3 separate regions of the Mus musculus genome follow, and all the other regions are linked to region 2. The links are chromatin loops, found by intact Hi-C in ENCODE. Cell type or tissue: left cerebral cortex. All regions are shown on one strand.

Evidence for each region. Hi-C counts contacts between places; a loop is a spot of excess contacts. Peaks named below come from ENCODE experiments on the same cell type or tissue, not always from the same donor. Only the 100,000 strongest peaks of a DNase experiment are listed, where the experiment ranks them.
Region 1: it touches region 2 in a loop (2.8-fold over the local background); 2 of 42 quality-filtered maps call a loop at or near these places.
Region 3: a loop joins it to region 2, with 2.0 times the contacts of the local background. A loop is called at or near these places in 3 of 42 quality-filtered maps.

Annotation. Positions count from the first base shown.
Region 1 is chr4:15,018,779-15,026,778 of GRCm38, forward strand. All of the region lies in intron 5 of Necab1 (N-terminal EF-hand calcium binding protein 1), which reads right to left. Gm11844 (a long non-coding RNA gene) reads left to right here and starts at 3,659. Exons shown (of 4, transcript XR_390424.4): 1 at 3,659-3,851; 2 at 6,516-6,555; 3 at 7,687-7,830. In left cerebral cortex, no CTCF peak of the experiment used is centred here; DNase peaks (open chromatin) are centred at 4,246 and 5,346.
Region 2 is chr4:15,144,436-15,152,435 of GRCm38, forward strand. It overlaps Necab1 (N-terminal EF-hand calcium binding protein 1), which reads right to left and starts at 4,696. Exons shown (of 13, transcript NM_178617.4): 1 at 4,383-4,696. The coding sequence starts at 4,481. In left cerebral cortex, CTCF peaks have their summits at 4,608 and 6,409; DNase peaks (open chromatin) are centred at 1,401, 1,930, 2,190, 2,601 and 5 more places; H3K4me3 peaks cover 3,226 bases; H3K27ac peaks cover 2,242 bases.
Region 3 is chr4:15,029,614-15,037,613 of GRCm38, forward strand. All of the region lies in intron 5 of Necab1 (N-terminal EF-hand calcium binding protein 1), which reads right to left. It overlaps Gm11844 (a long non-coding RNA gene), which reads left to right. Exons shown (of 4, transcript XR_390424.4): 4 at 1,864-2,981. Among named protein-coding and RNA genes, the nearest start is that of Gm11844, 11 kb to the left of the region's middle. In left cerebral cortex, no CTCF peak of the experiment used is centred here; DNase peaks (open chromatin) are centred at 3,553 and 7,758.

The DNA.
Region 1 (8,000 bases), 130 kb before region 2:
CTTTTTGGTTTGTTGAATGATTACTTTCTTGGTTGTTCTAGGGCGTGATTTCCGTCCTTGTATTGCTTCTTTTCTGTTATTATCCTTTGAAGGGCTGGATTCGTGGAAAGATATTGTGTGAACTTGGTTTTGTCGTGGAATACTTTGGTTTCTCCATCTATGGTAATTGAGAGTTTGGCCGGGTATAGTAGCCTGGGCTGGCATTTGTGTTCTCTTAGTGTCTGTATAACATCTGTCCAGGCTCTTCTGGCTTTCATAGTCTCTGGTGAAAAGTCTGGTGTAATTCTGATAGGCCTTCCTTTATATGTTACTTGACCTTTCTCCCTTACTGCTTTTAATATTCTATCTTTATTTAGTGCATTTGTTGTTCTGATTATTATGTGTCGGGAGGAATTTCTTTTCTGGTCCAGTCTATTTGGAGTTCTGTATGCTTCTTGTATGATCATGGGCATCTCTTTTTTTATGTTTGGGAAGTTTTCTTCTATTATTTTGTTGAAGATATTAGCTGGCCCTTTAAGTTGAAAATCTTCATTCTCATCAATTCCTATTATCCGTAGGTTTGGTCTTCTCATTGTGTCCTGGATTACCTGGATGTTTTGAGTTAGGATCCTTTTGCATTTTGTATTTTCTTTGACTGTTGTGTCGATGTTCTCTATGGAATCTTCTGCACCTGAGATTCTCTCTTCCATTTCTTGTATTCTGTTGCTGATGCTCGCATCTATGGTTCCAGATCTCTTTCCTAGGGTTTCTATCTCCAGCGTTGCCTCACTTTGGGTTTTCTTTATTGTGTCTACTTCCCCTTTTAGTTCTAGTATGGTTTTGTTCATTTCCATCACCTGTTTGGCTGTGTTTTCCTGCTTTTCTTTAAGAGCCTGTAACTCTTTAGCAGTGCTCTCCTGTAAATCTTTAAGTGACTTATGAAAGTCCTTCTTGATGTCCTCTATCATCATCATGAGAAATGTTTTTAAATCTGGGTCTAGATTTTCGGTTGTGTTGGGGTGCCCAGGACTAGGTGGGGTGGGAGTGCTGCGTTCTGATGATGGTGAGTGGTCTTGATTTCTGTTAGTAGGATTCTTACGTTTGCCTTTCGCCATCTGGTAATCTCTGAAGCTAGCTGTTTTAGTTGTCACTGTTAAGAGCTTGTTCTTCAGGTGACTCTGTTAGCCTCTATGAGCAGACCTGGAGGGTAGCACTCTCCTTAGTTTCAGTGGGCAGAGTATTCTCTGCAGGTAAGCTCTCTTCTTGCAAGGCAGGTACCCAGATATCTGGTGTTCGAACCAGACTCCTGGCAGAAGTTGTGTTCCACTCACTAGAGGTCTTAGGATCACGTGTGGAATCCTGTGTGGGCCCTTGCGGGTGTCAGGCGACTCAGCTGGCAAGGTAGCCGGGGCTCGAGTGGAGTGGAAGGGGTTTGTGCCCCAGATCAAGCCCGGGTAGCCTGCTTCCCTATGTACCGCAGTCTCGAGTTCTGCGCGATTGGATTGGGGTAGGCGCTGTGTTCCACTCACCAGAGGTCTTAGGGTCCCGTGGGGAGTCCCGTGTGGGCCCTTGCGGGTGTTGGGCAAGACTGCTGTCAAGGTAGCCCGGGGCTCGAGTCTCGAGTCGAGCGGAAGGGACTTGTGCCCCAGATCAGGCCCGGGTAGCCTGCTTCCCTATGTACCGCAGTCTCGAGTTCTGCGCGATTGGATTGGGGCAGGCACTGTGATCCACTCACCAGAGGTCTTAGGGTCCTGTGGGGAGTCCCGTGTGGACCCTTGCGGGTGTTGGGCAAGACTCTGCTGGCACGGTAGCCCGGGGCTCGAGTCTCCTACCCATATTTTCATTTAACATTTTTTTATTTTCAAAAATCTATTGATATATAATATATTTACTTCATTTTTTCCTCTTTCCTCTGTCTAAACCCTCTCATTTATCCTTCCTGGGTTCTTTTTCAGATTTGTAGCCTTTTTTTGATTGTTTTATACACACACACACACACACACACACACACACACACACACACACACACACATGCACAAACACATATACACATGCACATACTCACACAGACACTCCTAAATACATAAATACAACCTACTCAGTCTATAGAGTATGAGTTTGATATTACTTTCATGTATGTTTTTAGGGACTTATACCTACATTGTCTCCTGCATATCTTCTGCCTTGCTTCCTCTAACATATACACCTTTTATGTAGAGATGTGGTATGTAGATTTAAGCTGTGATATGTAAAATTGTCTTTGAGGGGTATGCAGTTTAAAATGTGGAGGTCTGTGGCAAAGGAACTCTGTGGAGTCAGTCACAAAGTCTTTATACCCTTGATTTGCCTCCCACTAAGGATAAATACATGAGGTGCAACCGGTCAATTCAGCAAGGTTTCTAGTATCTCCCTTTGCCTCCTCTGAATATTGTTTTTCATTTTCTTTGAATGAATGTCCCATGGTCCAAGATCTTTCCCCAATCCTTTTCTGTCTCTGATTTTACTATGTTTTCTTCTTTTCTTTCTAGAATGTTAGATACATGGTTAAACTTTTTTGCCTTCTTAAGTAATGTGGGTCCAACTTTCACCAACCAGGTTCAGTCCTCTGTTCAGTATCACAGAAGTTATCAATCAGACCACACAGCTGTGAGTACTGGGGAAGATGGAAAGCCTAAGTCAGAAGGAATAAGAACCACTAAATGACCACGCATAATACCTAAATAAGAAAGAAGAAAGGGAGAAATACTTTAACAATAAAAAAAAATAGCCAAGAAAAGAAACAAAGGCTTATGAATGGAAGTGATTAATATGGAAGATAGAGAACAGTCAATCTAACAACAAAGTAATTCAAAAGAAGAAAATCTGAATCCAGCAGAGGAATGGAACAGGGACTATCCCAAAAGCTGTTGCCTGTCTGTTCTTCTAGCTGCCTGCCTTGTCTGCCTAAGTGGGAGAGACTTGAAGTGCCAGGGTGGGGGAATACCCAGTGGGGGCCCTCCCCAGCAGAGGAGAAGGGGATGGGGATAGGTGGAGAGATTGTGGAACCCAGTGACTGGGCAGGGCAGCTGTGATTAGGATGTAAATTGAATAAGTTAAAAGATCAACAACAACAACAACAACAACAAAAATAATAATAATAATAAACAAAAAGAGGTAAACTGCCTATCAAACAAAAATTAATCCCACCTTTCAAAAAGTCATAGTTCTATGTTAGAAAACTATAACAACATATATGTTTTTAAAGTAAAGTTATCTAAGGATTTCAGGGGAAAAATGACTTCTACAATGGAAATCTTCCTGTGCCCCAAGGTCCAACAAATTGTCAACATTTGAGAACTCTGGCATAACATTACTAGGAGCCCCTCTCAGGGATCGACTAAATCACTCCTATTTAGACATCCAAAATGTCTACAGAGTCTTTAAACAGTGATGATTTAGGTTCTAAGTATAGGCAAACCATGTCTAGAAGTAAGATAAGAGTTTCAGACAGTGGATTTTAGGCTCTGTGAACAAGGGGTCATGTATCCAGCCACCAGAGTACGCAAGCAGCCATAGAACCTTTTCAAATGAAAAGTCTGGCTGGGTTCATAGACCACGTGAAATCTGTAGTCTGGCAGAATTTGTCCAGGCCTGGACCTTGCTCACCCTGATTTCAGCATTTGGGGTCAAAGGCTGCTGCTATGAAAACACATGACCCACAGTCTTGTTGATGAAAGGCACTATCAGGCTCCACCTTATCAAGTCAACGATTAGCTTGACCAAGAATTTGAAGCAAACACTGAGTTCAGAAGATCATGCTACTATAGCTAGGAACCAGTAATGGCTGAACTGAGAGCACAATTTTTCTGATCTGTTATAGATACATTGAAAAAGTAAGTAAATAAAATAGACTGGGGCAACCTGTAATGGACACAAAATTCAGCATAATTCTAGTTTCCTGGACTGGGCATCCATGTGACAAAGTCACAATGAAACTCAAGGATGTGGTGACCATGGTGAGCAGTTGCTGGTTATGTGCAAAGGCTCCTGTGGTCACTGGGAGCTTTTTGTTTCATGATCTGGGGAGGCGAGGAGTTATTTCCAGAGTGTTTGCCTTAAGATCACTCGGCTCTCAACTTGATTAGTTCTGCTTTCCTATTTCTGTTCCATCCAGCAATAAAAAGGTCAAGATCTGTGTGAGAACCAATCTGGTAGAGATACGCTAACTTCATATATTTGAACAGCTGTGGGAATAGACAGATATAGGCTGTGAAATATGGGACTTCTTGGCAGGCAGTAGGGCAAGAAAGTGTGTACACACTTCTAAATCAGTAATTCCTATCGCTCCTCAGATGCTATCTCTTCAATGACTAGCCTACATTTCTCTGAAACGTAACACAGTACCAAATGGTGCTTTTTTTGGGTACAAAGACTGCTGGCCTATATTCATATGTGTATTAGGCTCAACTTATATTTGTTGATTATAAAATATTACCTTGTTTTCTGGTAAATATGATGTTATCTACCTTACCGCTCACACATTTTTTCCCCCTTTGGCTGTCATTTTGAGTGTATAGAACCAGGATAGGACAAGGCTGAAGCAAACATAACCCCAAGAGGCTCCAACCTCTTCTTCGACTCCTGCTACTCAGCATGGTGTCAGATGGATACTGCTATTTTAATCATGGTGCTATAACGTCTTCAGTTAACATGCCCAAGTCACTGAATTGCCAGATGGAAATATATTTTCAAAATACCACATTTAATCTTTTTTGTTTTCAAGGCAAATTATTCTTCTCTTTGATCTGAATGAGTTTTGAGACAGAATAAATAATTGAGCATTAAAATACTGTGGGCATTCTTTAACACCATGGTTTGTGTGGGAATAACAGATACATTTTAAGCACCTGAGAACCTGCCAAATTTTGAATCCCACTTGATTCTGTAGCCCATCTGCGTATAGAATACTAGAATATTTTAATAAGATTTTATTCACAAAAATAATATCCCCAAGAATGATTAACTTCTTCAAATGATAAATAGCCAATAATTTGGTCCCATGGGACTTTGTACAAAATAAAATATATGGTACATTATATATAAAACATGATTAGTTGTGAGATGCGATATTACTTTGGTCTCTTTAGATTGTACCATTATACATTGTGTTAAGATGGAAAACAAGATTTCGAGTCAGAAAATGACAGTCCTTGTATTTCACTGGTAACTTGCAAGAGAGAAGTTCATACAAATCCCCTATGTTCAGAGTGAGTCACGCAGAGATCCAAGAGGCTTGCACAGGACAGGAGAGCATGGGCATGCGTGTGAGTCACAAGAGATCCAAGAGACTTGCACAGGACAGGAGAACATGGGCATGCGTTCTCTCTGCCCACTTTCAAAAGGCGTTTAATTAAAACACATCTTATTGATGGTTTCAGCAGACTCCTGTCTCAGTAACCAGCAGAAACCAAAGGGCCCTGGTTGACAAGCTACCTGTTAACAAGGGCACTGCTGCAGGAATGCTCTCTGGGCTGTGAATAAATAATTCATATGGGAAGACAACATTTTCTAGATTGCAGTGGATCGTCTGTTTAAGCAGAGAGAGTACAGAAGGAAGCAAACTTTTCCAAACACACTGCTCTTCTGTAGACAGACTGCAGTCGCATCAACCTTGGAGATTTTTCTCAGAAAAGTTACAGCTTTTAGGCAATGGTTCATCAAAATTGATGCGATGTTGACTGTCTCCAGGTCATCGTACATTTGTCTAATAATTTTACTTCCTAGTTTCATATTCAACTTGGGCTTTCTGTGTTGAATCAAGGAACTAAAAACATTATTACTAAAAGGCAAATCACAGACAGGGGTAAGTGTAATGCAAGCTCCTAGTGCCTACCAATCTATTTTTCATCACTGACACAAAGTTTTAAAAATATCTATAATTATTAAAGCAAATTTATAATATTGTAAAAAATTCAAGAAACTGATGGCAGAAGATTGATTCAGTTACTGTATAAATAAGAAGAAAACGTGTTTCAAGGTTACACTTTGAGCTCTAGGCTCAGCGTATTACAGGGAAGATGATGAGACACCGGTGAAACCTCCCAGTAACTTGATTATTTCATACAAAACTATTCATTTTAATCAGAGGCTTACATCTTGCTCCTTTGCCATGGCAACAGGTAGAGAATCATGTACCCAGGAGGTTAGGGTGATGATCTTTATTATGCTCAGAAGAGGCCCTGCTTCACGTTAGTGATTAGACTGCAATGAACTAATTGGACTGTTTCTACTTAGGTCTGAGCAATATTTTCTGACCCGCTTGGAGGATAGGATGCTAAGCTGGATGACAGGCTTGACCATATTGCTTTTTCAAATCTATGAACCAGGCACATCTGGCTCGCTTTACATCCAGAACGAGCTGACTGTGTTCACTACTTCCCATAGATCTGGGCAAGAAAAAGGGACTTTTTTTTTTTTTTTTTTTTTTTTGTCTTTTTGTCTTTTTGCCCCACAGCAGAGTGTCCTTCCCCTGCTTCTGTCTATTTTCTCTTTTACAGGCCCTCAGCGGAGGTCACCACAGGGGATCTGTCATACAGAGTACGGCCATTCTACTGTGGCACACTGCCCTTTTACATAAGTCTGAACCTTGCTATTTCAGTGTGTGAGGACCAGTGCTGTCGGGAAAGCTACTGATCTGCTTAAGGGAATGAAGATACTACTGCTAATAATGCGAACGCAGCAACACTCATTAAACCCCGAAAGAAAGAAAAGTGAAAGGTTTAATTATTGTGCGCAGAGAAGATGAGTTAGAATAACTTGTTTACCAACACATTGTGTATGTGTGTGTGTGTGTGTGTGTGTGTGTATGTGTGTGTGTTTGTCTGTTCATGCGTGTGTATGTGCACAGATGTGCATGAATGTGAAGAAGGCCAAAGGATGATTTTGAGTATCTTCCTCAGTTGCCTTTCTATCTTTTCTTGTGGGATGGTGGTCTCTCACTAAGTTCACTGATTCAGCTAGACTGGCTGACCAGCAAGCCCTTGTGGTCCTCCTGCCTTGGCTTCCTGGGAGCTGGAATGTCAGGCACAAGCCTTTGTGTTGAGCTTTTTAACGTGGGCATTGGAATTCTGAATTCAAGTCTTCATGCAACAACAACTGATCGATCTCCTCAGTCCTTAACAATGCTTGCTACTATACTCATGGTGCATCTGACATACACACACTTCATTCGTCGTATGTTTACGCTTATCACAATATTGGTAGTGAGCATAAGAAAACCTACTTGAATTATGGGTTGATGTAGTGAGAAAGAAAGCCAGTCTAGATCAAAGCAGGGTGCAGAGACCCTAATAAAAGTAAAACATTTCACATAATATTATAACCGTCAAGGATGAGATCTGCAAGTCTTACAGACCACGCAGGCCCACATCTTGGTGTTGGTTTTGGTGTATATCTCACCCTTTCCATGACCCTTTCTGTCTCAGAAAAGTTAGAGTTCCTCCAGCTCAGATAAGTTAGAGTTCCATTCGATTACACGTAGCAAGTTTTTGTCCACCTCCTGTTTCACACTAGCAATATATTCCCTATAGGCTCATATATTGGAGATTTATTACCAAAGTATTGTGTCACTGGAGGTACAGACTTTGGAAGGTGATGAGGAGTATAAGCCACCATGAGGGTGAGAATTTCATGATGACATTAGTGACTTTTTTTTTTTTTTTTTTTCAGAGACATCCTTCACCAGTAACTAAGACATGGTGCAGGCTCCTGTCCAAGGTCACGTCTGCCTGATGTGCACTCTTCTTATGGGCTAGTCAAATTTTCCCACAGGACCTTCCTTCCTGCACACTAGCCATCATTTTCAGGTAGCAGGTAGGTACTCCAGTTGGAATGTTCTACCATGCTCATGGTTCCCGATTCCTTCCTTCTTTCCTTTCCACAGGAGTTTAGGCTTTTCTTTCTATAAATCTCTCATGCTCATAATTCTATCTTGGCTTCAGTGTCCCACAAGATTGGAGAAGACCTGGCACTCGATTAACATT
Region 2 (8,000 bases):
CTGCACTAGGCATAGTAAATACATTTAAATATGTCCAGGGAGGAAGCTTAAATATGAAGAACACTGTACTTCACTATAATTTACGGATTACGGACGGCTTCTTTATTATCTCCAAAGATATACTTTCATACCCATAAATGAAATTCCTTGTTTCTCACTAAGTTATTGAGGGCAGACTTTAAATGTAAATGTTATCTTGAAAGCATAAAAATGTCACAATTCACTGGACTAACAAGGACCCCAGAACAGGACTCAGGGTAAGATGGGTTGTCAGTCCCTTGACAGGATCCTGGGCAACTGGGATGCACAGCAGAACCTTGGAGTTCATAGAGAGCATGAACTTATATACAGAAGGAACGAACACAGCTGTGAGTCCTAGTGCACAGCCCTGAGCCCACAATAAAGAGTTTGATCCAACACCACAGGTTGCCCTCAGGCTGCATGGAAGTAGGCACTAGAAAACACATGACTAAAATGTAATTAATGCATTCTATTCCATTCTTCTCGGTGTTGCCCAGGGTAAGCCCTGTGTGGAAAGACATGGCAAAAGCCACTCTTGTCTAGCCTTTTACTTGACATTTTCTGAAACATACAATGGCATTCAAACGATCCAGTGTGTCTGTGTGACTGGGCAAGACAGGAGATGTATAGCAATAGCAGAAATTGGGCATAGACTTATGATGTCGAAAAGCCCTTTGTGCTCTGACAATACTCTGTCCATGCCATCTCACACACAAGTAATGTGTGCCAAGCCTCAGAACCAAGCACCTTTTAGAAGGAGAAGCTATTACTCATTTTGACTAAGTTCTGACCTTCCAGGCCAAGTGCTTTGCATGGGCTTCCATACATCGATAGAGAAAAAAGGATGTCAAATTGTAAAGTCATCACTTTCTTTTCTGACACTCTTGCTTTAACCCTCCCTTGTCAGCAAAATGGAGACGGTCCTGTTCCTTTTCCATTAAAAGTAATGAGAGGTAGGACGGGTGGTTTAGAGGTGGAACATCCACTTAGCATGCACAAGATCCTGGGTCAGATGTGCAGCAGTGAACACAAGAGGAGCCAAAGGAAATCTATTGGAAGAGGACAGTGTCACTGAATGAATAGAGATGCAACCCATTTCTTTTGGAATTTCTCTTACGTCAGGAGCAGAATTGATCTTCTCCCCCCCCCCCCCCCGACACACACACACTGTGAAGTAGCAGACTAGTTTAATCAGAAGAGAACCTGACTACTCCAAGGACTCATGCTTTAAATGTGACTTTCTTCTCCATCGTCTGAAATGAGGGAACCTGGGTAGTGAAAAGGGAATCCAATTGTCAGCCTTCTGATCATTTTGTGTTGCTGTGTGTACTGGAGGCCATTCTGGCCCTGTCCCATGCCTGGCAGGTGTGCCTTGTATAAATATGCCCAGCAGTAGTGTGCCAGCATGCACGGGTAGCCAGCACTCGGGAAAGGTCTTCTCCTCACCCTTAGTAGGTATTCATAATTAGTTATAATAAGCTGATATATAATTGTGGCTTTTCAGGAGAAGACAATATAGACTCTGCTTATGTGGTTCCTTTGTGAATTTAGCTACAGCTATTTTACTTATGAATTTGTGAATATGGACATGGACATACCATAGAGATTCAAATGTACATTTCATGTGTCTTTTTTTTTCTTTGATATTTAGACTGTCACCCCATAATGAAAACATGGCACCTGCCGAATATAAATAAGAGAATGAAATGAAAGACAATGATTCTACAGAATCTGATTTTCATGTTAAGTCAACCATTTACCTCTAGTTTCTAGGCAGCTTGCTGGACCTAGTCATGTCCCCAACAGCATCCACAAATGGGGTTTATGTAGATTCCCTAAGAAGTCTAAAGACTTACTGTCTCAGTGACACATCGGTATAAATGAGACTATTCTTATTCCTATTGGGAGAGTCAGTTCTTCCCCCAAATTGGAAATTAGCCTGTGAGGAGCAGGAGTCCCCAGTGGTCTCTTATCATTTCAGATCTAGAAGAGGAAGAATATACCACCCGTTCCTTGTGTTGATCTGAGTAGATTTCAAAAAGCAATCATTCTTAGCAGTGCTACTAGAATATACTAAATCTAATCAAATCAAATGATGTATTTATGTTTCACATTGTGTTGTTGCTAAAACCGACAGGATCCAGAAATGAATAATTCAGAGGTCTCTAAATAACCAACCCTTTTTTCATGTCACACAATTCACCAGAGTGTTACATTTTTTCACAAAATAACTCAGGAATGTGTAAACAACATATTTTCTATCCAAGAAAAAAGAACCCAACTGCAGTTAATCTTTTTTTAAAGCTATGTTTCAAAGAAAAACAGGCATGTTAACGCCTCTCTTGTGGAATCAGGTTTTTTGGTTTTTGTTTTTCTGGGTTTTTTTGTTTTTGTATTTTCCAATTCTGGAACTAGACTTAAGAAGGTAAGGGAGCCAGCCCTGTTTATAGATGAAAGCTCCATCAGGACAGGGAACTTACATTAAAAGAACTTGGGAACAACTGCACCTACATAATAAGATGAGATTTAAAATTTTGCTTTTAATAACCTGCTGTTGAACACGTGAGCTTAGAATGGTAAGTCTGTCGGGTGGCTTTCTTTGCTCTTTCATAGTCTCTATACATTCCTCAGCAGAGAATCTCCAGGATTTGTTAGAGGCAATAAGATAAAAGCACGGGTAGTGCTCAGTGTCCTCAGAGGGCAGAGCACAGATTAGGCACAAAAGGACAGAGGTCCCACTTGACCTCAGGACTAACTTCTTGGCAGATTGGTTTTCTTCCTCATAATAGTCTGGATGAGCAAGGTCCTGATTCCCTCCTGATCCTGGGGATTGCACACTCATGTGTGCAGCCCTGTCTTTACAATGACCCAACCTAGTTCCTGGAGGCAGGGCATGAAGAAATAATTAGAGCATAGACTGAACCATTGCAGAGATTTAAAAGAAAAAAAAAAAACCTACAACAATGTGTTGCAGTAAAAAGTGGAAATCATGTTTTCATGGGGAGAAAATGGTTGGCCCCCAAAGCCTGAATCCTGTGTTGGCACTGCATGGTGATGTGGGGAGAAGGCTGCCTGGAGGTGGGGTTGAAGCTTCGATTAAGTCTTACACAAGTTTTAATTATTGATATAAATTTCTCAGCCAATTTTTTAAAAAGTCTAGATAATTCCTTCACGACAAATCAAAGACTCCTTGCCCCTCCCCCATTATCTTCAAAATCCCTGACTGGCCATTATGATAGTTGATGTCCTCACATTTTCATTTTTCATACTCAAGTGTATTTAGCCTCTGGCCCACCTCCTTCATGCTTGGACTTTAATAAGGAGTGATGGCTTAGAGAAGGGGAGGGGCAGGGACAAACGAGGCTCCTTTGCATGCTTTGCCCATTTTCCATCATGCTAAAAAAGGAGCGGCTAGAACTGTCCCCACTGAGCAAGCCAGACACTACCTGGGGGAACAGAGTGAATTTTACATGTGAACAGCAGCTAGAAGAGCCAGAACCCAGAAGGCAAGCAACCCAGGAACAGGAAAGCCAGGAAACAAAACAAGGCAGCCGGGTGAGAAACAAACATTAGGGACAAAGCGAAGCGGAATCTAGGAGCAAATTAAATCTAAAACTGAGAGAGAAAGAGGGGGGGGGGGAGAGAGATTACAGCATAAGGAGACAAAATAGCACGGAAAGAATGGTCAGGCTAGAGATGCGAAGCAAGGAAGTCAATTCCCAAGCAAGGAATGGGACCATAGGGAAAACCATCAAAAGCTAGAAGAGAAGGTTAATGATAGTAATTACAACTTAGGCAGGGCAGGTGGTGGTGGTGGGGAGAATAATAGGGAAGGCAGCGGGCACCAAAAGAGAAAAAAAAATCATTATGATAAAAGAGACCTTGGCTTCTGTTGTAAAATAAGAAAACGAATACGTTCAAAGAAATTGTTTTTGAAGGTAGCTGGGAGTAGCTGGAGGGGCATCACAATGTCTAAGGCTTCCGTCAGCGCTCCCAGCACAAGGGAGAGAGAGTGCCTGCCAGTAAATTGGGCAGCAGGGATGAGACCGGAATCAAGTCCTACACTGCTCAATGGGAGACTCTCCATTCCGGGCAGAAGCCCTAGGTTCTGGGAAGTCGAACTTTGGGGGCTCCTTAAAGCTTATAATCAAAGCTGCAGGTCTGGGACAGCTCTTTACAAGTTGGGTGGCAGTCCTTTCTCTTGCATTTATTTGCCTAGGGTCCTCTGGGGAACAGCAGATAGGAGATAGTTTGAGTGGAGGTCTGATAGCAATGCCAGCAGCCAACCGCTGCTCCTGACCCCTCCCCTCTCACAGAGGTGATGCCTAATGCGCCCACCTAACTACTTCAGCTATACTTACGTCGAGGAAGATGGACATGCCCTTGGACAGTTGCAGGGTAGAGCTGAGCTCTTCCGAGGAGTTGTTGGAGGAAGGCGAAGTCTCCCGGGAATCCTCCATCCTCAGCGGTCCTGGCGCTGGCGGGCAGACTGGGCGGGATGCAAAGGCTCTGACCTGGTGCTGTCTCAGCTGCTGCCTCCCCGCGCCGCGCCACCAGGGTCGGATGCAAGTGGGTGTTCGCTCTGAGCGCGCGCCTCCCTCTGCTCTGCGCGGACTCTCCTCCCTCTCCCGCCTCTAGGCTTCAGCACGCTAGCTCTCGCCGCCCCCTTCCCGTGGCTGACTGCACCTCACTGGGGATCCGACTTAGCAACACTGTAACTCCCCTTGCCAGTGAGCATTCCCTGGCCTTGACAAGCCCTTAGTCACTTGCCAGAGGTAACCTTCTGGACCCTGCCCACCACACCGCACTTTACATGACAGAGCAGATCAAGCTTTGTCCTGAGCATCAGAGGGGGGTGGGGTGGGGGGGTGGGGGGGTCAGAAGCACTGAGGGAAAACCATGAGTGGGAAGAAGGAATCGAGTTTTGCCTACTCCATCCTTGATGGAAACAGAACTCTGTGCCCCCCTCACTCCTCCCCACGCCCAACCTGGTTTCTGGATTCTGTCCTGGAAGGGATAGCTAGTTCAGTTTTGGATTAAGGCACTGGGTCTGGCCATCTGCCTTAGTTGCTTTTTTATCTTGTGGTGTAGCAAATTGCTAAATCTTTAAAGCTTAGTGTTTACGAATCGGCAAAACGATCACCAGGGTGGTGCTTAGCTTATAGTTCCACTGCTTGCACACTTGGCACTATCAGGTGTAGGGAGGGAGAGGCAAGCCCGGCACAACACAGACAAAATGTAGGGAGATAACTTGCCTTGCGCCAGTCGTCCTGGCCATGAGCCTTCTTCCAACACCATGGATTCTGGCGTTTCCAACCTCCCTACCTCCCGGCTGCTCTGAATCTACTGTTTACAGAGAGTGAGTTTGCAACTCTGGCTGAACGTTGGACTGTGTGTCACTTAGAGTGTGTGTCAACTTCAAAATGTCCTAACAGATGAATGAATTGTCATTCTTCCTGCAGGCTTTCTTCGTGCCTAGACCTAGAAGATCGTACTTTCTGAGCTGGGGTGCATCAAAGGCTTTTAAGAGCTGCACCCTTCCAATGGTACATTTATTCGTACTCGGAGTTAGGAACTCACTCCCACAAAAGCAAAACAAACAAACAAACAAACAAACAAACAAACAAATTAAGGCCTGAGTTTCACTTCTGGATTCATGTTCAGTTAGCATGTGGTTGTCCCTAGCGTATTTTTCCTCTCTCAAAGCGTCTCAGGCAATCTTTATGAGCCCAGAATTAATAAGCACTTAAAGAAGAAGAGCTACAGAAATTAAGCAAAGGTCAGTGACTTCAGACCTGTAAAGTCCAGGGATAAAACGCAGAGCTTCATTAAGTCTAGAGTCACAAACATGATTAGAGAAGATATTGATTGGAGCTGTGCTTTGAGGACTATTAGTCTTGCATCTTTGTGTATTTATACCTTATTAACTTCGAGTTATCTTATCTGAACAACTAGAATAGATTCTTTCCTCTGACAATTGCTTAGCAAAAAGAAATGAAAAATCATGAAAAAATTCCAGTCAACCCATCAAAGAAATACTGATCATTCAAATCACACAGAAACAAGAGAGATGCTGACAATGAATGTTATCGAGTTTACAAAAGCACCATATTTGTTCCTACTATTGACTGAGGAATATATCTGTGTCAATAAACATAGCCTAAGTCTGGACTCTCTAACTTGTGTGGGTCTCTCTGCCCTCAAATTCAGCCTTGTGAAATATGCTTGTGCTCATCCCATGGAAACAAGCCTAGGTGAAAAAGCAGATTTTCTTAGATTATAAATGAAAAACAGGAAAATAACCTGTCACTAATGTTCAAAACTAGAGAACTAGCTGCAACAGTGCAGTAAAGTGACCCCTGCTCCCTTTGCTGACAATGCATGCCAGCTTGTGTTTCTTCTAAGGAGCTATCAAGAAGGAATGTAGGAAGGCTGGTGGTTAAGCCTAGTGGTTAAGAGTACTTACTGCTCTTGAGAAGACCTGGGTTCAGTTGACTCACAGATGTCTATATCTTCAGTTACCCACATGATGCAATGCATACATCTAGGCAAACACTCATACACATAAAATAAAAATAAATACAAAGAATAAGAAAAGTACGGCGAGTGTGATTGCAAAGCCAGAAAAAGTACTGTCCGTGAAATCCTGGCTGAGTTCAACACCATAGCTCATAAAGATGGGAAGAAAGAATGGACTTCACGGGTCTCCTCTACAGGGACTTCATGACAGCTGTGCCCACACATAAACACAACATAACACACAGATATGTACACACATCATACACACATATACACACACACATACCACATTCATACACATACATGTACCACATATACACACATATGCACACACACATCATAAACACCACACACATACACATCATACACACCACACACACACACACACACACACATCATACATCCACATATACCACATTCATACACATAAAGACATATGCACACACACACACATCATACACACCACACACACACACACAGACATGCACACACATATATGCACAGTACATCATAAAATACACACGCACACACACGCAGACATGCACACACATATATGCACAGTACATTATAAAACACACACACATAATTTTAAAAGAAGAAATGTAAATCATTAAACAACTTGCTCGTTATCATTTCTTTTTTGTTTTGTTTTTGAGACAGGGTTTCTCTGTATAGCCCTGGCTGTCCTGGAACTCACTCTGTAGACCAGGCTGGCCTGGAACTCAGAAATCTGCCTCCCAAGTGCTGGGATTAAAGGCGTGCGCCACCACTGCCCAGCTGTTATCATTTCTTTTAATGATTTCCACAAGAATTGTATTCTGCTACAGCTGACTTACCTCTATGATGAAGATAATGGTTAGGGAAGGCTCCACCAGAACTGGGTAACAATTAGATTCTCATTCACAGCCAAATTCAATCGGTTTTACAAAGTCGTAACCGAACATATTTTTGGTTTTCTTTTTATCTAGAGAGAGAGCCTTTTGAAAACTGTTTTCACACATCGTTTTGCTGAAACACAGATGCTGTACTGCTGTGCATAGTATCAGTTGCAAACAGCAGACAGCTGACTGGAGGGAGGAAATGTATCTTCTTTCCAACTTACTTGTACTGAAGGCCTGGGCAGAAAGGAAGCAAAGGAGAAAGGAATGTAATTGAAGATTATAGCTCCCAGACTTGCTATAAGACTGACATGAAGATATTTGGAGCATTTCAGCAAATGATGGCTATGTGGGAATGTATTGAATTTCAATCCATCTGTCTCATGAAGGAACTATTATCTAAACCATTTCAGACTGTCAGGGATCTATTTTATTTATACTTCAAGTCTAGGGAGCACTATCCTTGAGAGCAATGACTCAGGATCCTTCCAGTCTGGTTAATGGACATCCTGTTGCTTTGGCAACCTTAGATCCAAACCCATTATTTATCTGGAGACCTGAGCAGAGGGTATATGTTCTGAA
Region 3 (8,000 bases), 110 kb before region 2:
AATTTTGATAATTTTTTATAGACAGACATCTCTGCCACCACACAATTAATTCTCTGTGTTTCTGCCTTTAAATAACTGCTTCAATCATCCAGAGAAAGTTCTCACCTTTTATCAGAGAAGCTTTTATTTGCATTAGATATCGATTCATACAGAGAACCACAACTGGTCAATGTGAAGAGAACAAGAGAGCACAGAGTGTTCATTCATAAATTGGACATCTCCATAACACTTTTCCCTCCCAAGAGTCAGAGCTCACTGCAGAAGGGGTTGAAAGATTGTAAGAGCCAGAGGCACAATGACTACAACAAAAGAGCATTTCTTACACACAACAGACCATTTGCACATGTGACAGTGACTGGGACTGCACGCACAAAACCTGAGCAAGATCAGGCCAGACAAAATTCTAGCATGAAAGGGACCAGGAAGCCTAAATTCTAGCAGATGAGTGGGGCAAATGATGGCTGATGATGGGAGAGGGAAAGCCAGTTTTCCTCTGGGATTAGGTTCCTGAGAGGCTACTCATATTCCTGTAGCTGACCGTATGCCCATATACATGCTGGAAGTGACAAATGAATTCTGTGAGTTTTGTTTTTTTTCAAAGAGAATACATGGAAGAGGATGGAGGAGTGGTGGTAGGAATCAGAGAAGAGTTGAAAAGGAGGGAATGAAGGGTGCTTGATCTAAGCCTACTATATAAATGTACAAGATTCCCAGTCAATAATAAACAAATAATGATATTTTTATAAAACACCAATCCATGTTTCCAATCTGCTCTCAGTAACTAAGTTTGCAAATTAGGAATGCTCTTAATGGTAAAAAGATAACTAATCTGTTTTGACTCAATTAGGGAATATATGTAGTCATAAACTTCTTATATATATATATATATTGTCTTATTTTATCCTCCTAATGTCTTTAGGAAGGAAATAGTACTGCCCACATATAGTGAAGGAAAAAAAATGGAGACTAGCAATTTAACACAGGTATACACTAACAAGTATAGGATGTAGGAATAAAATAAAGTTTAATTTTTAAACGTAATTTGTTTTAAAATGTCGTTCTTTCCTGAGGCATCACTGCATGTGTGTCCTATTTATACAGCTTGGAAATAGTTTTCCATATGTTACTGTATAGGAATAGGAAGCTATGCAGAACTCAAAGGAAGAAGCAAGGACTGAGAGGTAGGTTCCATATTGTATAGATGACACACACATCACCTTAAATACTAAAGGAACTAGGCTCTGTTTACCATCATCAGTGTCAAAGACATTATCAGTGAAAAAAAGACAAAACTCTTAAGAACAAATAACTAAGCACACTTTATGGTTTTATGCTATATATGTTTGTGCTCTTTAGCTCATCAGCATGAGAATGAGGTATCTAAAAATACTGCTCACCTGTGCCTACCACATTCTTCCACATTATAATCTTGGTTACAGCTTTCAAAATGTCAGAACAGAAGAGCACAAACTGAAGATATGTCATAGTCAAATCTTCTCAAAGGCAAGTTCAACACAGTGGACTAAGGAAAAAAAATCCAACTGTGAGAAAACTTGATGCTGACCTACAATTTTAAAAATAGCATCCTTTACAAAAATACTAAATTGTATGAGTGCTATGATTAAAACTGTGAAACCAATTTTATTTCCCAGATCCCCTAAGCTCTCTGCAAAATGCACCTGGCCCCTTGCAGGTGACTGATTGTGTCCTGCACCAGTGGAATTCAGATAGACTGCAGAGAGCACAGCTTTACCTCATGAGTGGTTAAATTCAGAAAGAGTAATCTGCTGCTTAAGGTGAACAATTACTCCAAAGATTTCAGCCAGTGTTTGATGGAAATTCTGTGACTTTGTCTCTTTTCAGCTTTTCCCCAGTTCCTTGGAATTCACATTCAGTTTGGCTCTTCAACCCTCCCAGAATTGGAATATGGTCACCGAAACCCTCTGTTTTCTTCCAGTTTATTCTTAAAGAGCAGTGATTTGCAGCATATCCTTTGTTCTTCCAGGAGTCAATATTTATTTTTAAGATCATTTGAATGGCTTACTACCCCATCAGTAACTGTTGATGCTAGAATGAGATATGACACTTTTTGTTAGTGACATAATAAATACCCGAGATAATCAGCCAATAAGTAGAAAAGATTAATTGTGGCTTACAGTTTGAGAGACCCAATTTGACAGGGCAGATGTTTTTAGGCATCTCTAGTGAAGGGACAGGAGCACATGGAAGAACAAATCCAGACAACTCTTGGCTTAGCGACAAGGGTCAGAAAGAGGAAGGAGGTACGATAATCCATTATTCCCTGAATGCACACCCAGAGTGACTTAAAGACTTCTCATGAGGCCCTCCCTAATAAGGTTCTTTTCATTATATCCTACTAGTCTGAGGACCAAACCTTTAATACATAGACTTTTGGAGGAGGGCATTCCAGGTCTAAATTATAGTATACATTAATTGAAAGGACATAAATTAAGAAATTGTAATGAGAATATATGCAAGGAACTTGGGAGTAAACAAACCTTCTTTAGAAGATAAAGAAAGATTTCTTAGGTGTGGTTGCTATTCTTGGTTGTCAGTTTGACTACATCTGGAGTTAACTAAAACCTATGTGGCTGGATATACCTGTGAGGGATTTTTCTTAATAATTTGTGGGAAGACCCACTTTTAATCTGGATATTTTGAGGTGGAAGATCCACCTTCAATCTGCATTATACCTTCTGGTGTCAGCCAATATCAAGAACATGGATGAAGAAGGTTTTAGGTCTTTTCTCACCTTCACTGGAAAGTTCATTTCTTCACTGCCATTAGAGTCTACTTCTTTGGTATGGCTGTATACTGTACACCAGCCATATACTGAGATGCCCAGCTTCAAGGATTAAACACCTACTGGATTCTTGGATTTTCCATTGCTAGACAGCCATTGTTGGACTAGCTGAACAACAGCCTGTAAACAATTCTAATAAATCCCATATGTACACACATCTATGATGTATATATGTATGTGTTTTTATGGATTCATTCTATCTCGTTGTATATATTCCATTCTACCAGTTCTACTCCTCTAGAGAGACCTGAATAATGCACCAGGATGAATAAATATTTACTCTATGTTTCATAGGATTGCCAAGGCTATTACAGGACCAGCCAGAAGAGAGGCAAGGGAAATTCTGAGGAAGGCAGAGAAATGCCACCCGTAAAGAAGAACCATTGAATTACAAAAGAACGGAGACTGAAATAGTACTGAAAGGACTGGGAAGAGGTAGAGTTCAACTTATAAGTAAGGGTACCAGATGTAAATGGAGGGCCCAGAATTGACTGTTCTTTGTGTGCTCTAAGAAAAGAATCCTTGATATGCATTCACTGATAAGTGGATATTAGCCCAGAAACTTAGAATACCCAAGATACAATTTGCAAAACACAAGAAAATCAAGAAGAAGGAAGACCAAAGTGTGGATACTTCATTCATCCTTAGAATAGGGAACAAAACACCCATAAAAGGCATTACCAAAGTCTGTGGGTGGTGCCTAAAGTCTGTTTGCAGTGCCTAAAGTCTGTGGGCGGAACCTAAAGAAGTGTGTGTGGTTCCTAAAGTCTGTGGGCAGTGCCTAAAGGCCTGTCAAAAACCCAATTAAAAAAACGGGATATAGAACTAAACAGAAAATTCACAACAGAGGACTCTCAAATGGCTGAGAAGCACTTAAAGAAATGTTCAAAGTTCTTAGTTACCAGGGAAATGCAAATCAAAATGACCCTGAATTCCACACCAATCAGAGTGGCTAAGATCAAAAACTCAGGTGACAGCACATGTTGAGGATGTGGGGAAAGAGGAACACTCCTCCATTGCTGGTGGGATTTCAAACCGGTACAACCACTCTGGAAATAAATCTGGAGGTTGCTCAGAAAATTGGAAATAGATCTATCTACCTGAAGACCCAGCTATACCACTCTTGGACATATATCCAAAAGATGCCCCACCACACTACAGAGGCACATGTTCTACTATGTTGATAGAGGCCTTATTTGTGGTAGCTAGAAACAACCCAGATATCCCACAGTGGAAGAAAGGGTACTGTCTTAGTCAGGGTTTCTATTCCTGCACAAACATCACGACCAAGAAGCAAGTTGGGAAGGAATGGGTTTATTCAGCTTACACTTCCACATTGCTGTTCATCACCAAGAAAGTCAGGACTGGAACTCAAGCAGGTCAGGAAGCAGGAGCTGATGCAGAGGCCATGGAGAGATGTTCTTTACTGGCTTGCTTCCCCTGGCTTGCTCAGCCTGCTCTCTTATAGAACCCAAGACTACCAGCCAGAGATGGTCCCACCCACAAGGGGCCTTTCCTCCTTGATCACTAATTGAGAAAATGCCTTACAGTTGGATCTCATGGAGGCATTTCCTCAATTGAAGCTCCTTTCTCTGTGATAAATCCAGCTGTGTTAAGTTGACACAAAACTAGGCAGTACAGATACTGAAAAGGTAGTTCATTTACACAATTGAATACTATTCTGCTATCAAAATGAGGTCATCCTGAGTTTTGCAGGCAAATGGATGGAACTAGAACATATCATCCTGAGTGAGGTAACTTAGACCCAAAAGGACATGCATGGTATGTACTCACTAATAAGTCAAAAAAGTACAAATACCCAGGATAAAATCCACAGAACTCAAGAAGGTGAACAAGCCAAAGGTCCTAAGTGAGGATGCCTCACTCTCACTTGGGAAGGAGAAGAAAGCAATTATGGGGAGCAGAGGGAAGGAGGGAGAGAGGGAGGGAGGGAGGGAGGAACCTGGAATGGAAGAGGGAGGGGAAAAGGAGAAATGATCAGATATTGGGGGTGGTGGTGCAGGTCAGGAGTGAAGCCCTGAGGGCCAGCAGAATGAATGGAAACAGGTAACCTTGGGAGGTAGGAGGTGGGGTGACCCTCCAGAATGTTCTAGAGACCTTGGGGTGAGAGACTCTCAGGACTAAAATGGAGGAACTTTAGATGAAATGCCCAACAGTGGGAGAGGGAACCTGTAAAGTCCACTGTCAGAAGAAAGATAGGGCATAAAGTGGAGGAATGGGATTCCTATCCCATAGTCAAAAACTGACCCAGAATTGTTTCTGTCTAAAAGAACTGAAGAAACAAAAAATGGAGAAGAAACTGAGGGAAAGGAGGTCCATTGACAATCGCAAATTGGGATCCATCTCAAGGGGAGGTTCCAAGGACTAACACTATTATTAATGATATGGTGAGCTTACAGACAGGAACCTAGCTTGGCTGCCCTCCAAGAGGCCTACCAAGCAGCTGGCCAAGACAGTTGAATTAGGGAAAGGCTGAAAGAAGTTGAGAAGGAGAGCGATCCCATAGGAAAAAGACCAGAAATCTCAACTAACCTAGACCCAGAGATCTCACAGATACTGAGCTACCAACCAGGCAGCATATATGAGCTGGTATGAGACCTCCAACCCATATACAGCAAAGGATGGAAGATAAATAATGTATTAGCATCTCCTGGAAGGAATCTGGCGACTTGGACTTGTTCTATGAAGCATAGCCTAGAGAGCACTTTAAGAGGGAAGGAGGTGGATGGGAGTAATTGTTTTAAAAGATAAGTTCATCAGCCTTGGATGGTTGATTCAACTTCAAGGGATAAAAGAAAGAAAAGAATGTTACAAAGATCCTAAGGGGAAAAAAAACCATGAAAATTACCCTTTTATTTGAGTGCTATTTATGAATCACTTCTGGAATTGAAGTAGCTTTGTATTATAAAATCATGTACAATAAATTACACAGAAAAATTTGATAGCTGTGATATTTAATGATCCAGTGTTTTCAAAAGGGTAGAAATTATTATCTCAAATATTTACTCTAAATTGTTTTTACTGTCCATATTTGAATGACTTAGAATGTTGGAAGCCACATGTGCCGTTGCAGGGTGGCGCTGGCTACCGCTGGCCACCACGCATACATAGGCAGTAAAGTTTTTTTGCCAAGATGAGGTTTTGAGAATTAACCAATCAGATGAGAGACAAGTTAACTAATCAGAGGAGAGACAAGTTAACCAATCAGAAGAGAGAGAAGTTGACCAATCAGATGAGAGAGAAGTTAACCCATCAGATGTAGGCATGCAAATGAGGTGGTAAGCATAACCCATGCATAACCAATCCGGGTGTGAGAAACGCCTCTCCTAGGCCTATATAAGCAGCACCAGTTCTGGGCTTGGGGTCACTTCGCCTCTGCAATTAAGCTCTCCCAATAAACGTGTGCGGAAGGATCCTGTTGCAGCGTCGTTCTTGCTGGCTAGTCGGGCGCGCGCAAGATCAGAAGATGTATTGGTTAGATTTTTTGACAAGTATTCATTACAAACAACTTAAGAGAAAAGAAATTTCAGTCCATCATGATAGGAAAGATGCTACAAAGAACAGTTTATATCATAGTGGTGAGGGGAGAGAGAGAGAGAGAGAGAGAGAGAGAGAGAGAGAGACTGTTCCCAAAGATTTGTCTCTCAAAACAATGAGCTGAGAGGCAAACACTCAGAATATGTGCCTGTGTGGAACATTTTAAACTCAGATCACAATATTCTACCCCAGTCCCCTGTGACCTTTGGCCTAGTCTACTTTCAAAAGTTTCTCAAAATCTTATTAGTTTCTGCATTATTTAAACTTCTAAATTCAATGTTTCCTCTGAGACTCAAAGAAAACTATTTGATATAAGCACTCTAAAGTTAATTAAATTAGTTCTAGATTTCCAAGATATAATGGCACATATGTTCACACTGCAAAAATGAAGAATGGAGAGAAAGGAGAAATGCAAGAAAAAAGGACTTGGTCTGAGAAGGACAAATACTGAATTGTGCGTTTCCATCCAGCACCCAGAGCATACAGTGGTGTAGTATGATTTCTAAGGTGTTTAGACAACCCTGTCCCCATAGCCTTACTGTTGTTAAAACCTGTAGCCTCTCTCTTGAGAGACTCTATTTGTTGCCTGGAATTTTCCTTGTCAGAAATTCCACATCCTTATTATCACCACATTTTTGGGTCTCTGTTCCAGCATAGACTTCATTTTCCCTGCTTCACACATCATGTTCATGGGAGTTACCCACAGGGAATACTCCTAGTCTCACAAGATCCAGGAAAGATCCTGGTGGCAGCCTCTGTAATATTGTAATGCTTGTGTTCTGCATAGCTGCAAAGCCAGCACCCTGTGAATGACTTCACACTCTGTTGTCATTGTGAACAATGGCAGGTCCCTCCTGGACCACAGCTCTGGTGGTCTCCTAGTGCCTAGGTGAATGAACCAAAAATACTTCTGCAGTTCTTTGAAAGCAAGATAGCCAAGAAGCACTTTTTTTCTGAAGGAGACCTCTTTAAAATGAGTTTATAATTTTCATCTTGTTGCCTGTACTGAGGAGGGGTCCTGATAGTTTCTTCAAAGGCAACTTTCCTATTATTCCAGTGCAAAGTACGGGCTTCTTTTTCATGGAGTTAGCTCATTTAAGAACCACAATAATTTTCTCCTTACATTCAACTCACTGCATGTTTTTCATGCCCTTCTGCTCTGAATTTTGTTCTCTGCAGTTTTTGCTGCAACCCTAGATAAAGGCAGTCAGCAATGACGACACTACAGCCAGGATGCCATTTTATCTTATTCCCATGAGGAACCTCATAGTATGTGCTCTAGTTTCCTGAGTGCCCATCAAAAGTACCCATTCAGCTGAGCTTACAGAAGTCTTCCACTTATATATCCAAATTTCAAGTTCCTTCCACAGTCCAGTTCTAGAATCCTAGCAATCACTCAGCCAGTTTTAGTCACAGCAATGACTTCTCTTCTCTGGTACTAATGTTGTGTGTCAGTTAGCTTTTGCATTCCTGTGATAAAAATACATGACATAGAAATCTGTGGAAGAAAAGTGCTCATAAGTTTCACTGTATCACAGTGGGAAGGGTGTGGCAAAGTAAAGTAGTTCACATCACAGCCAGACCAGGAAGGAAGCTAATAGAATGTCATAAGAAGGAA